2 separate regions of the Mus musculus genome follow, and region 1 is linked to region 2. Evidence: chromatin loops called from intact Hi-C (ENCODE). Cell type or tissue: heart. All regions are shown on one strand. Each heading gives the region's core, and the rest is flanking DNA. Links, peaks and the distances in the headings are about the cores only.

Region 1 (5,321 bases), core at 645-4,644, 160 kb before region 2:
AGTGAGACACACCTGCCTTAAACGTGTGAGTCATGGGAGGTTACACCTGGCAAAGTTGATTCGCAAGCCAGGTGTTGTGGTGCGTGCCCATAATCCCAGCTTCTGGGAGGTAGAGACCGGAGGATCAAGAGTTCGAGGGCAGCTTCTGAGAACAGCCTGGGCTATGTGAGATCCTGTCTCTGCCCCACAGAGAAGCTGACTCAGCACATTATGAAGAGTCCTGTACTCCTTCACTCCTTCAACTCCTTCTACCTTCTCACCTGGACCTTCCTTCAGACTCCCATATTTCCTAAAAACCAAGGATGGAGGGAAGAAGAGCAGGGTTTAGGGGAAATCGGATTTTGCTGACCTACAGATGGAAATGGTGAGGTGTTCATCTCTTAATATCTCAATGCATTAAGTGATAAAAAATTTTTCTAGACAAAATGGTTTGTTTATATAAGAAACACACATGGGATGGTGATGACTGACTGATTGGGGGGGGCACAGGGGCAGCTCGCTGTGAGGGGAGCCATCCCTGGGCTCTATAAGAAAGCAGGTTGAGCAAGCCAGTAAGCAGCACCCCTCCATGGCCTCTGCATCAGCTCCTGCCCGCAGGTGCCTGCCCTGACTCCCCTCAGTGATGGACAGTTACCTGGAAGTGTAGGTGGAATAAACTCTTTCCTCCCAGTTTTTTTTTTTTTTTTTTGGTTCTGGTGTTTTGTGTTTTATCACAGCAATAGAAATCCTGATAAAGGCAGAGAAGTGCTTTTCTCCAGATACAAGATGTTTGTCTACGCTTTCTGTATTTTCAAGTGTTTGATAAAAATTGTATTAGCCTTACAATAAGCGGAAAAGGAGGAGGAGGGGGAGGAGGAGGAGGAAGAAGAGGAGAGAGGGAAGGAGGAAGGGAGGGAGGGAGGGAGGGAGAGAGGGAGGGAGGGAGGAAGGGAGGGAGGGAGGAAGGGAGGAAGGGAGGGAGGGAGGAAGGGAGGGAGGGAGGGATACTTTGTATCTAGTAAGCTAATTCAGTAGTTTACAATCTGGGCCAGGAGAAACAGCACAGCTGTCTGAGTCCTCCCTGCTCTTGCAGAGGACCCAGGTTCCGTTGCCAGCAGCCACACGGTGACAGCCACACGGTGACTCACGCTCAGCCACAGCTCCAGCTCCAGGGATTCCGACGCCGCCTTCTGACCTCCACGGACACCAGGCACCCGTGTGGCACACGCATAAAATATAAGACTAGTTAAGAATCCCACAAACCCAACAACCAGCGAAGCTGTCGGGATGACGCGCTCGGGCGGCGCTGGTTTTGAAGTAGCTGAGCGTACATAAGAAAAAAAACGCCCAGAAGAGTGTTTCTTCTAAATATGGTATACATCGCAGAATACAGCCCAAAGAAATTACTCAAGACAAGACTCTTCTGCCAAGATGCTCAGAGCTAGAAGAGAATCTAATTATTGGGAAGTGATGACACAGCATAATGAAACACGTCCCCATAAAAGGGGAAGCCCATGAGCTCGGAAGATGCATTCTTGAACTATGTGACAAAGACTAAACAGTGACAAAGTAAAACAAATTAAGGGAGGTGAGCATTGATTAAAGCCCAGCTTTAAAACCCAGATACGGGCTGGGCGTGGTGGCGCACGCCTGTAATCCCAGCACTCGGGAGCCAGAGGCAGGCGGATTTCTGAGTTCGAGGCCAGCCTAGTCTACAAAATGAGCTCCAGGACAGCCAGGGCTATACAGAGAAACCCTGTCTCGAAAAACCAACACCCCCCCCCAAAAAAAAAAAAAAAAAAACCATATACACTGGGCAGTGGTGGTGCATGCCTGTAATCCCAGCACTCAGGAGGCAGAGGCAGGAGGGTCTCTGTAAGTTCAAGGCCAGCCTGGCCTACAGAAAGAGTTCCTGGACAGCCAGGGCTACATAGAGAAGTCCTGTCTCAAACCCCCTAAAATAAACAAACGGAAAGAAACAGAAATTCAGTGGAATGGGAAAACAGAGAGCTTATGATGTGTGTGTGGCAGGTGCCACTGGTTGGAAGCAGGAAGCAGGGAGTTGGCGTAAATCAGATCAGAAGAGATGTCTGACCTGTGGCTGATACATCAACAACAGCCATTCAGGGAAAGAAACTGAAAAATACCAGGATTCCTCAAGAGGCAACTTTACATCTAGATCCTTCCTTATCTCGCAAAGGACTGAAGGATCACACGAAACCATTAATCACAAACTTTAATTTATATGGATGTGTCTTTTATAAGACACGTTCAGCTACAGTGAGGAGTCAGGTACAACAGTCAAACTTTCAAACTATATAAACTAGAGGTGACATACTAAACCAATTAAAAGTTAGGTTAATAGGAGTATGAATGCAGGGGTGGTAATATACACCAATCTTCCCAGAGCTTGGGAAGAGACAGGAAGATAAGGAGCTTATGACCAGCCTGGGCTACAAGTGACCCTGCCACAAACCAAACCAAACCAAAACCTGGATTTGGCTCCTAGCACCCACACAGTGGTTCACAACCATCCATAACTCCAGTTCCAGGGAGTCTGGCGCCCTCTTCTGGGCTCCCTGGGCATGCGCATGGCACACAGACATGCCCAGAGGCAAAATCCTCTACTTACAAAACAAATGAATCTGCAATAAGGTCATTCCCATCCTCAAGGAGGCACATACACACTGGTTCTCTGATGCCGGTTGTAGACTGGCTAGGGATAAGGTCAGGTTTTACTCTGGTGCCTCCGTTCTCTCAAAGGGCTCACTCCACTGTAGCGACACACATATGCTCGCACGTGTCACTGTTACGGGAAACTAAAGAAAACACCATCGTCATGTCTACGATCAGGCTTATTTTCAGACTGAGTCTCACTGTATAGGCCGGGCTCTAGGCAGGCCTCAAATTCATTGTGTAGCCCAGGCTAGCCTAAATTTTTCAAGTCCTGGGATTGATCATTTCATTTGTCAGCAGTTGTCACTGACTGACAGGTTCTGAGTTGCACTTAAGCAGTCTTACTCCTGAAGGGGGACCAGTGCTCCATACCTCTCAGACTTTCCCAAATACCCAAACACGTACCTTCTCATCAAAGCCTTGTCTGTGTGGTAAAGATGAAACTGGGCCAGCAATAACCACATTCTCATTGCAAACACATTGGTTATTCTTCAACCCCAGACAGACAAAGTTTCCTAAGAGTTTAATTGAGACATTGGACTAAACAGCCAGGTACCATGGGTCATATCTTGAACCCTAGCACTAAGGAGGCAGAGGCGGGAGGATCTCTGTGAGTTAGAGGCCAGCTCATTGTACAAAGTGAGTTCCAGAGCCAGCTAGGGCTACACAATGAGACCCTCTTAAATACACAATCAAGTACACAAGCTCACACACACATCAAAACAAAAGAAAGTGTGTGTGTGTTTGAGTGTGTATGTGGGAGTGTGTGTGTGAGTACTGGAAGTGTGTGTGTTTGAGTGTGTATGTGGGAGTGGGAGTGGGAGTGTGTGTGTGTGTGTGTGTGTACTGGGAGTGTGTACTTGTAGAGATTGTGCTTAGAGCCCTTGTAAAAGTTAGCCAAAACCACCACAGAGCTACAGTTTCAGTCCTGGACAAAACTTATAAAAAGTGACTAATATTTCCTACATAGATAATTATGCTTGCTCTGAAATAGCTATAAAACCAAGGAACAAAGGACTATTTAATCTAGGAAGTTAAGAAAGGCACACACACAAATACCTAGACCCCAAAATGCCCAGGTGAACCCAGAACATACATTTATCAATGAGTTTAGTCATGAGGTTGCCTGATGTAAGCGCTGACCCTGCAGGACCTTTCTCTTCCTCTTCCTGCCCCCTCCTCCCTTTTCTTTCCTTCCTTCCTTATGCAGGGTCCGGGGAAACTACACAGGGGTCACACTGTAGCTTGACTCATCTCAGTCTCCCGAGTGCTAAGATTATGGGCAAGAGCTGTGGGTCAGTGTGTTTAGCTAAGGGTTGTTCCTTATGTGATGGGTCCCCCACCCCAAACAGGCCTGTCATGACCCATCTCTCACTAGACATTTACTAGAAGAGAGTTTCTCTCTCTCCCCCTCCCTCTCTCTCTCTCCCCCTCCCTCTCCTTCTCTTCCCCTCTCCCTCCCTCCCTCTCTCTCTCCCTCCCTCTCCCTTCCCCCCTCTCTCCCTCTCTCTCCTCCCTCTCCTTCCCTCTCCTTCTCCCTCCCTCCCTCTCTCTCTTTCTCCCTCCCTCCCTCTCTCCCTCCCTCCCTCCCTCTCTCTCTCTCCCTCTCCCTCTCTCTCTCTGTCTCCCTCCTTCTCTTTTCCTCTCTTTCTCCCTCTCTCCCTCCCTCTCTCTCTCCCTGAGTCTTACACATAATCAGCATTTTTGTTTTCGGCTGTCCCAGTCATTTCCTACCTTGGGCCGGTTCTGACATGCACAAGGCCTTTACACTGAACCCACATTGTGTGTGTTGCATGACCTCAGCCGTCCCACCCGGCGGAGTCTGTGAGGGACTTACAATGCTGCTTTGACTCACTACAAAGCCCCTTCCTCTCCATTTAGGATTTCTTACATTTTTCCCCCTTCCATTTAAAATTCTTCTTCCCATTTAAATAAAAAAAACCTTTTTTTTTTTTTTTTTATTAAGACCATAAAGGAGAAAGAGGGAGTTGGCCCAGGGAACTAAGAAAATTGAGAGTAGAGTTTAAAGGAAAGCCATAAAACTGCTTTGTGGTTACATCTCCTGCCAATTGGTTCCAGCATTAAAACAGAGCTAAAAGCGCAAACTCAGAAGAAAAAAAAAAAAAAGCCTGAAAATTCTCCCTAAGGTTCAAAGATGTGACCAATCAAGACCTTTCCTGCTCAGGAAGGCGGCAGGCGCAGGGAGTTACTGGAAGGAACTGAGAGCCCCAGCCCTGACATAACCCAGGATTCCAGGATGAGTTATCTATTTTCTTTATCTCAGAAGGAATGTCTCATATTATTATTGCAGCAATACAGGGATTTGGGCCAAATATTTAGCTCAAGAAAAGACAGCTTTCCCATGGAGCTGGAATCTCGAGTACATGAGGGCTTTGCTATCCGTCAGATCTGTTTGTTTCATTACGAGGGCCCTCGTAACAAACCATTCCGTACACAACGTAGGAAAGTCTGAGCACACTGGAAAACCTGACCAGTCCTGCAGCCCCCGGAGTGTGCTGTAAGGCTTGAGCATGTGCAACTCATTTTCTAGTTAAGTAATTCCCTCTGGGGACTTGGTGTGCAATGCACAAGAAGGATCCAATTTCATTAGCAGATGCAGGAAAATACAACCCTGTGCATTTGCAAGTCAAAACTCCGGAAAGCTA
Region 2 (5,321 bases), core at 702-4,701:
ATCTTCTAGCCTCCGTACAATCTTATCTAGGCCTAGAATGTGTCACCTGTAACACTTGCTGCTGAATAAACTCACCCTTTCCTAGTTCTTTCTGAGCTTAGGGTGTCTGGTTAACTCAGCTCTTCTGGTTCAAACTCCACTCCAAGCTTACTGATGTCAGATTGGCTTCTCCGTTTCTTACTGATTTATTCTGCTTGGGTTCAAACCAACTTCGGCAACTTTGTTCTAGTATTCTGGCTCCTTCTCATTCTTTGGCTTGATCTGTCTTCACCTATGTCTAGTTTGTTCTCTCTCCAACCTGTCTGTGTACAACTGTCCCAGTAAAAAACTGCCCCTTCCTCTCTCTGCACTGCTTCCTCAAGTTGCTTCCCTTTCCTGTCTGTTCTCATAAGAACTGGGCAGATCCTATTCTGTGATTTGGCACTTGGCCACTCAATTAGAAATCACTTTCAAACATGGGTGCTTCCTTCTTCAAGCTAACTTTACCTTCATTGTTTGGGATTAGAGATGTGTGCTAAGGGCTGAGCTACACCATAGCTAGAAATAGGTTTTTTCCAGGATATGACAGTCTCAGGGTTCACAGTGTGATCAAACATTCTGCAACTAAGTTTAATGATTGAGATTAAAAAAATAATAGTAATGGCTGGTCGTGGTGGCGCATGCCTTTAACCCCAGCACTTGGGAAGCAGAGGCAATGTAAGAAAGTGAGTCTCTTGTGAGGCAAAGGAAAGGGGGTTATATGGGTTAAGAAAAAGAAAGTTGGGGCTGGGTGTAGTGGTGCATACCTTAATCCCATCACTGAGCAGGTACAGGCAGGAGGATCTCTGAGCTTGAGGTCAACCTGGTCTACAAAGTGAGTTCCTGGACAGCCAGGAATACACAGAAAGATGTTGTCATGGGGAGGTAGACTTGTGGGGAGGGGAAGGGAGAAAGTAAGCAAAAGAAACAGAAAGGAAAGAATTGAAAGGTTAGGCCTGCAGAGATGGTCTAACCTTTTTTGTTAAGAGCACTGGTTGCTTTTGTTGAGGACTCAGGTTCAGTTCCCAGGCATGCAGGAGGGAGCATATACATGCCTGCAGGCAAAGAGCCATATGTATAGAATGAAAATAAATTTTTAAGAAAGATAAAGAGGGCTGGGCATGGTGGCACACACCTTTAATCTCAGCACTCGGTGGGGGTGGGGGTGGGGGTGCACAGGCAGGCGGATTTCTGAGTTCTAGGCCAGCCAGGTCCACAAAGTGAGTTCTAGGACAGCCAAGATCTACACAGAGAAACCCTGTCTCAAAGTGGGGAAAAAAAAAAAAAAAAAAAACAAGAAAACAAGCAAGAGTTGATGAAATGAAAACATCACTTTAAGGTGTTGTTCCAGCATTCAGGTGGCAGATAGGTAGATCTCTGTGAGTTCAAGCCAGCCTGGTCTACAAAGTGAGTTCCGGGAACAACCTAGTCTACACAGAAACCCTGTCTCAAAAAAACGGAAACACACACACACACAAATATATATATGTAAATTTTTTATTTTTTTGTTTTTTTTGAGACAGAGTTTCTCTGTGTAGCCCTGGCTGTCCTGGAACTCCCTCTGTAGACCATGCTGGCCTTGAATTCAGAAATCCGCTTGCCTCTGCCTCCCAAGTACTGGGATTAAAGGCGTGTGCCACCACGCCCGGCTCATGTTTTTTTAAATTAAAAAAAAAAAAAGTGTTTGAAACTGGAGCAATAGAGACTGGTAGAGGAAGAATAACTCTAGTAAAAATAATTAAATATTTGTATACTATTTTATTTGACTATGAAAACATAATAAAGAAGAGATCTAGGCTAATTATTTTTAGTAGAGCATTAAGCATCACAGCGGAGCATCATTATGTTAATGAGACCTGATTCCGAGGGGCTTGGGCTAAAGTTTTATCAAAGTTGTAGCGAAAGGAATCTGACTGTTCCAGCACTCCTCCAACAATACATTCATAGGGTCTTAAGATTAACTTATGCAAAATGCTTAGTAAAGTACAAGCACTGAGTAGCTGAAGAGTATCTTAGCTCCCTCTTCAGCTTTTTTTTTTTTTTTTCTAATGAGGGGCGGGAGGAGCCAGTACGTCATCAGCAGGGGCGGGTGCACTCGGTCGCTTTTTAATCGGACCTAGGTTTTTAACCACGAATCTGCGCAAGGGTTAGCAGTGCGGTGTCAGCTTTTTGGTAGAAAGTACAAATGCTTTAGTGAGCGTTTTGCACAGCCCGGCGCGGCCTCCCGGGCGTCGACCCACACGCGACACGTACCACACACTTTCGCCTTCGCCGCCACAGACGAGCCTGCCGGAGCGAAGCACGCACAGGGGCGGGCAGGCCCTCCGCCCCCGGAAGCAGTTTTCCTCCAGAACCGGAAACAGTTGTTGCTTCCCGGGAGGAGGGACTGGGCGGGTCAGGGCGCAGCGGCTGACGGCGGGGGAGGAGCCGGGTCCACTGCCGGGTGGAGGGGCAAGGCGAGTGTCCTTATCCTACCGACCGGGGCCCGGGCCTGGGAGCCAGTTGGAGTCGCGGCAGCGTGAACGATCGGGCCGAGCGGAAGCAGACATGTTGCTCTTCGTTGAGGTGAGTGGCTCGGGTCGCCCGGTCGGGCTCTGAGAAGAGCCGGAGTGTTCGGGGCGCGGGCCGGTCCCACCGCCATGTGACTTTCCAGGCCGTCCACGCCGCGGAGCCCGACGAGAGGCTGACACAGCACCTGGGCCGTGCAGGCCGTGCAGCCCCGCTGTGCCCTCCGCAGGCCCGAGGAGCCTGTGTGGGTCGAGGCCCCCGGCGGCAGGGAAAGGGAAGGCGGCGCGTCGGGGGCTGGGCTGAGGTGGCGTGAGGAGCCGAGGGAGCCGAGGGTGTCCCATATGGAGCTCCTGAAGGAGGCGAGCGGGCGGGCGGGCGGCGGGGGCGGAGCCTGCGGAGAAAGGGCGATCAGGTGGGCGCGCTGGGGGTGAGCGAGGCCTCGCGGGGCCGCCTGGGACGGAGCGAGCAACATGTGGGAGCGCGGGAGAAGGGGAACTGCGGGCGCGGTGGGGTTTTGTCTCGCTAACTGGGGAGGGGCGTGTTGTTGTTGTTTTTTTTTTTTTTTAAGAGAGTAGAAAGCTCGCCCGCTCCCCCCACCTCCGGACCCCCCAAGCTGCACCAAAATTTTGTTGGGTTGCGTCCGCCGGCTCTGGAACGTTCGAGGGGGGTGCGGGGGGAGAAAGCGAGCTGGTGCGAACGGCGAAGCCCCACAGGGGTCGGAAGCCTTGAAAGGCACCGCTCTGACCTTTTGTAAAAGTTACTCGGGCTGCGGCTGCGTGGTGCGGGTTGATTCCGCGAACCTGTTCGGGGCCAGTTACAAGGAAAATTGCAAAGGAGGAGAGAAACTTAGGTGAAGCCGGGGTTTTGTGGTGGTGTTGGATCGGTGGAAATACCGTTTCTATTGGACCGTCTACCGTCCGCCTGTTTGAGATTTCAAGGTAGTGATTACCTGTCTTAGACAAATAATGAAGTTTAATTTCTCTCGTTTCTGCCCGGTTGTGTTGAGTGAGCATCAGCTGACTGCCTGGCAAATGCTTTGAGTAGATTCCAGATCATATTGTTCTTACATTGTGAAAACGTCAATCCAGCAAAGCTGCAACTTTGCAACTTGGCATTTGTTAACTATGCCCATAAAAAGAATCTTTTCATGAGAGACGGAATCACAGGTTGTATAATGGACTTGGAAGATGGGGCTAACTTAGGGGCAAAGAGTGTTCAGAGTGGTGGTGGGAGAATCTTAGGGTAGTCTGGCATAAAGTAAATAAGCAATTCTTATTTTTCATTGTGTATATTCGTTGTACTTGGTATTGTGTTACATAAGGACATTTTCACACAAACACGTGTATTGTATATTAAGCAAATAACTGCTTATATCTTCTATACTCATTTTCCCTCATTACTGATCTACCTTTCAGTTGATAAGTTTGGGATCCTAAAAATTAGGCGTTAAAGACGCTTAATTAATGTATGCTGAAGGTCAGTAGTATGTATTCATTTGGATATTTGAAACAGTCCACTAAAAATTTCGAACAGTGGACTCAATCTTTCTGTTTATTTTGTTGTTATTAATTTAAGTTCACCTTGGTTTTGAAAAGGACAAGAAATCAGGTTTTATTGTAAGCAGGGCTTAGTTTCCTTTTTAGGAATTACCATGCCGTGCAAATATTGTTCACCCCACCCCCGGAGACAGGGTTTTTTCTTTGTAGCCCTGGCTTACCTGGCACTCCTCTTTAGACCAGACTGGCCTCAAACCCAGAGATCTGACTGCCTCTGCTTCCTGAGCCCTGGGATAAAAGGCATATTTCCAAGTTTAGACATAGTATATGCCTTTACCTCCCAGAGTGCACCTCTACTCCTGGCTCTGCTAATGAATTATTATTGTATTTTCCACCAAACTACTATGTAAATTTAGTTAATATGCTCATTAGTCACTCAGTTCATCATTTTCTCATATGTAGTTTATTGAAAATTAATGTTTTGAAATATATTAAAACCAGTTAGAATTCAGGGGGGGGGGTGGTACACATCTTTAATTCCAGCACTTGGGAGGCAGAGGCAGGTTGGTTAGGCCATCCTGGTGAACAGATCCAATTCCAGGACAGCCAGGGCTACACAGAGAAACCATGTCTTGAAAAACCAACCAAAACAAAAAACCCTGATTTGTCTAACATATCAACAATTTTACAATATTTTGATAATGGTAATTGATTTACTTTGTGATCTTACACATTTCTTGCTTCTTTCTTTTTTTGTTTTTTGTTTTTTGAGACAGGGTTTCTTTGTATAGCCCTGGCTGTCCTGGAACTCACTTTTGTAGACCAGGCTGGCCTCAAACTCAGAAATCCCCCTGCCTTACTGGGATTTGAACTCAGGACCCTTGGAAGAGTAGTCAGTGCTCTTAACCTCTGAGTCATCTCTCCAGCCCTATAGGCAGTTCTTAAGAGTACCAAGTGCTGGACAACTGACATTCACATTAAAGTTTCTTTTAATTTATAGTACAGGTTTTTGTTGAGGGTGATGCTTGTATATTACAGAGGTCAGGACAGCTTTTCTAGGTTCTGTCCTGAGGGTTCAAACTCAGGATGTCTAGCCTACCAGCAAGTGCCTTTACCTACAAAGCATTGCAGGTCCTTCTTTGGTGTTTTTAAGGACATTCACATAGATAAGTAATATCGCTACATCTATCTCCAGAACTCTTTGGCATCCAGTTTGTAAAATTGAAACTCTGGAAACATGGTTAAGGGTGCTTGCTTCCAGGGACCCAGGCTCAGTTTGTAGTACCCACATCTGGCAGC

The links. Hi-C counts contacts between places; a loop is a spot of excess contacts. Peaks named below come from ENCODE experiments on the same cell type or tissue, not always from the same donor. Only the 100,000 strongest peaks of a DNase experiment are listed, where the experiment ranks them.
Region 1: it touches region 2 in a loop (2.8-fold over the local background); 1 of 42 quality-filtered maps calls a loop at or near these places.

What each region holds. Positions count from the first base shown.
Region 1 is chr15:99,813,639-99,818,959 of GRCm38, forward strand. The region is part of intron 4 of Lima1 (LIM domain and actin binding 1); the gene reads right to left. Gm17057 (a long non-coding RNA gene) reads left to right here and starts at 4,309. Exons shown (of 2, transcript XR_384452.3): 1 at 4,309-5,321. In heart, for the core only: a CTCF peak has its summit at 2,548 (motif pointing left); DNase peaks (open chromatin) are centred at 1,133 and 3,923; H3K4me3 peaks cover 1,268 bases; H3K27ac peaks cover 1,457 bases.
Region 2 is chr15:99,970,401-99,975,721 of GRCm38, forward strand. It overlaps Larp4 (La ribonucleoprotein domain family, member 4), which reads left to right and starts at 2,380. Exons shown (of 16, transcript NM_001024526.2): 1 at 2,380-2,583. The coding sequence starts at 2,566. 2310068J16Rik (RIKEN cDNA 2310068J16 gene) reads right to left here and starts at 2,887. Exons shown (of 1, transcript NR_028124.1): 1 at 1,767-2,887. In heart, for the core only: no CTCF peak of the experiment used is centred there; DNase peaks (open chromatin) are centred at 2,401 and 3,181; H3K4me3 peaks cover 2,851 bases; H3K27ac peaks cover 2,219 bases.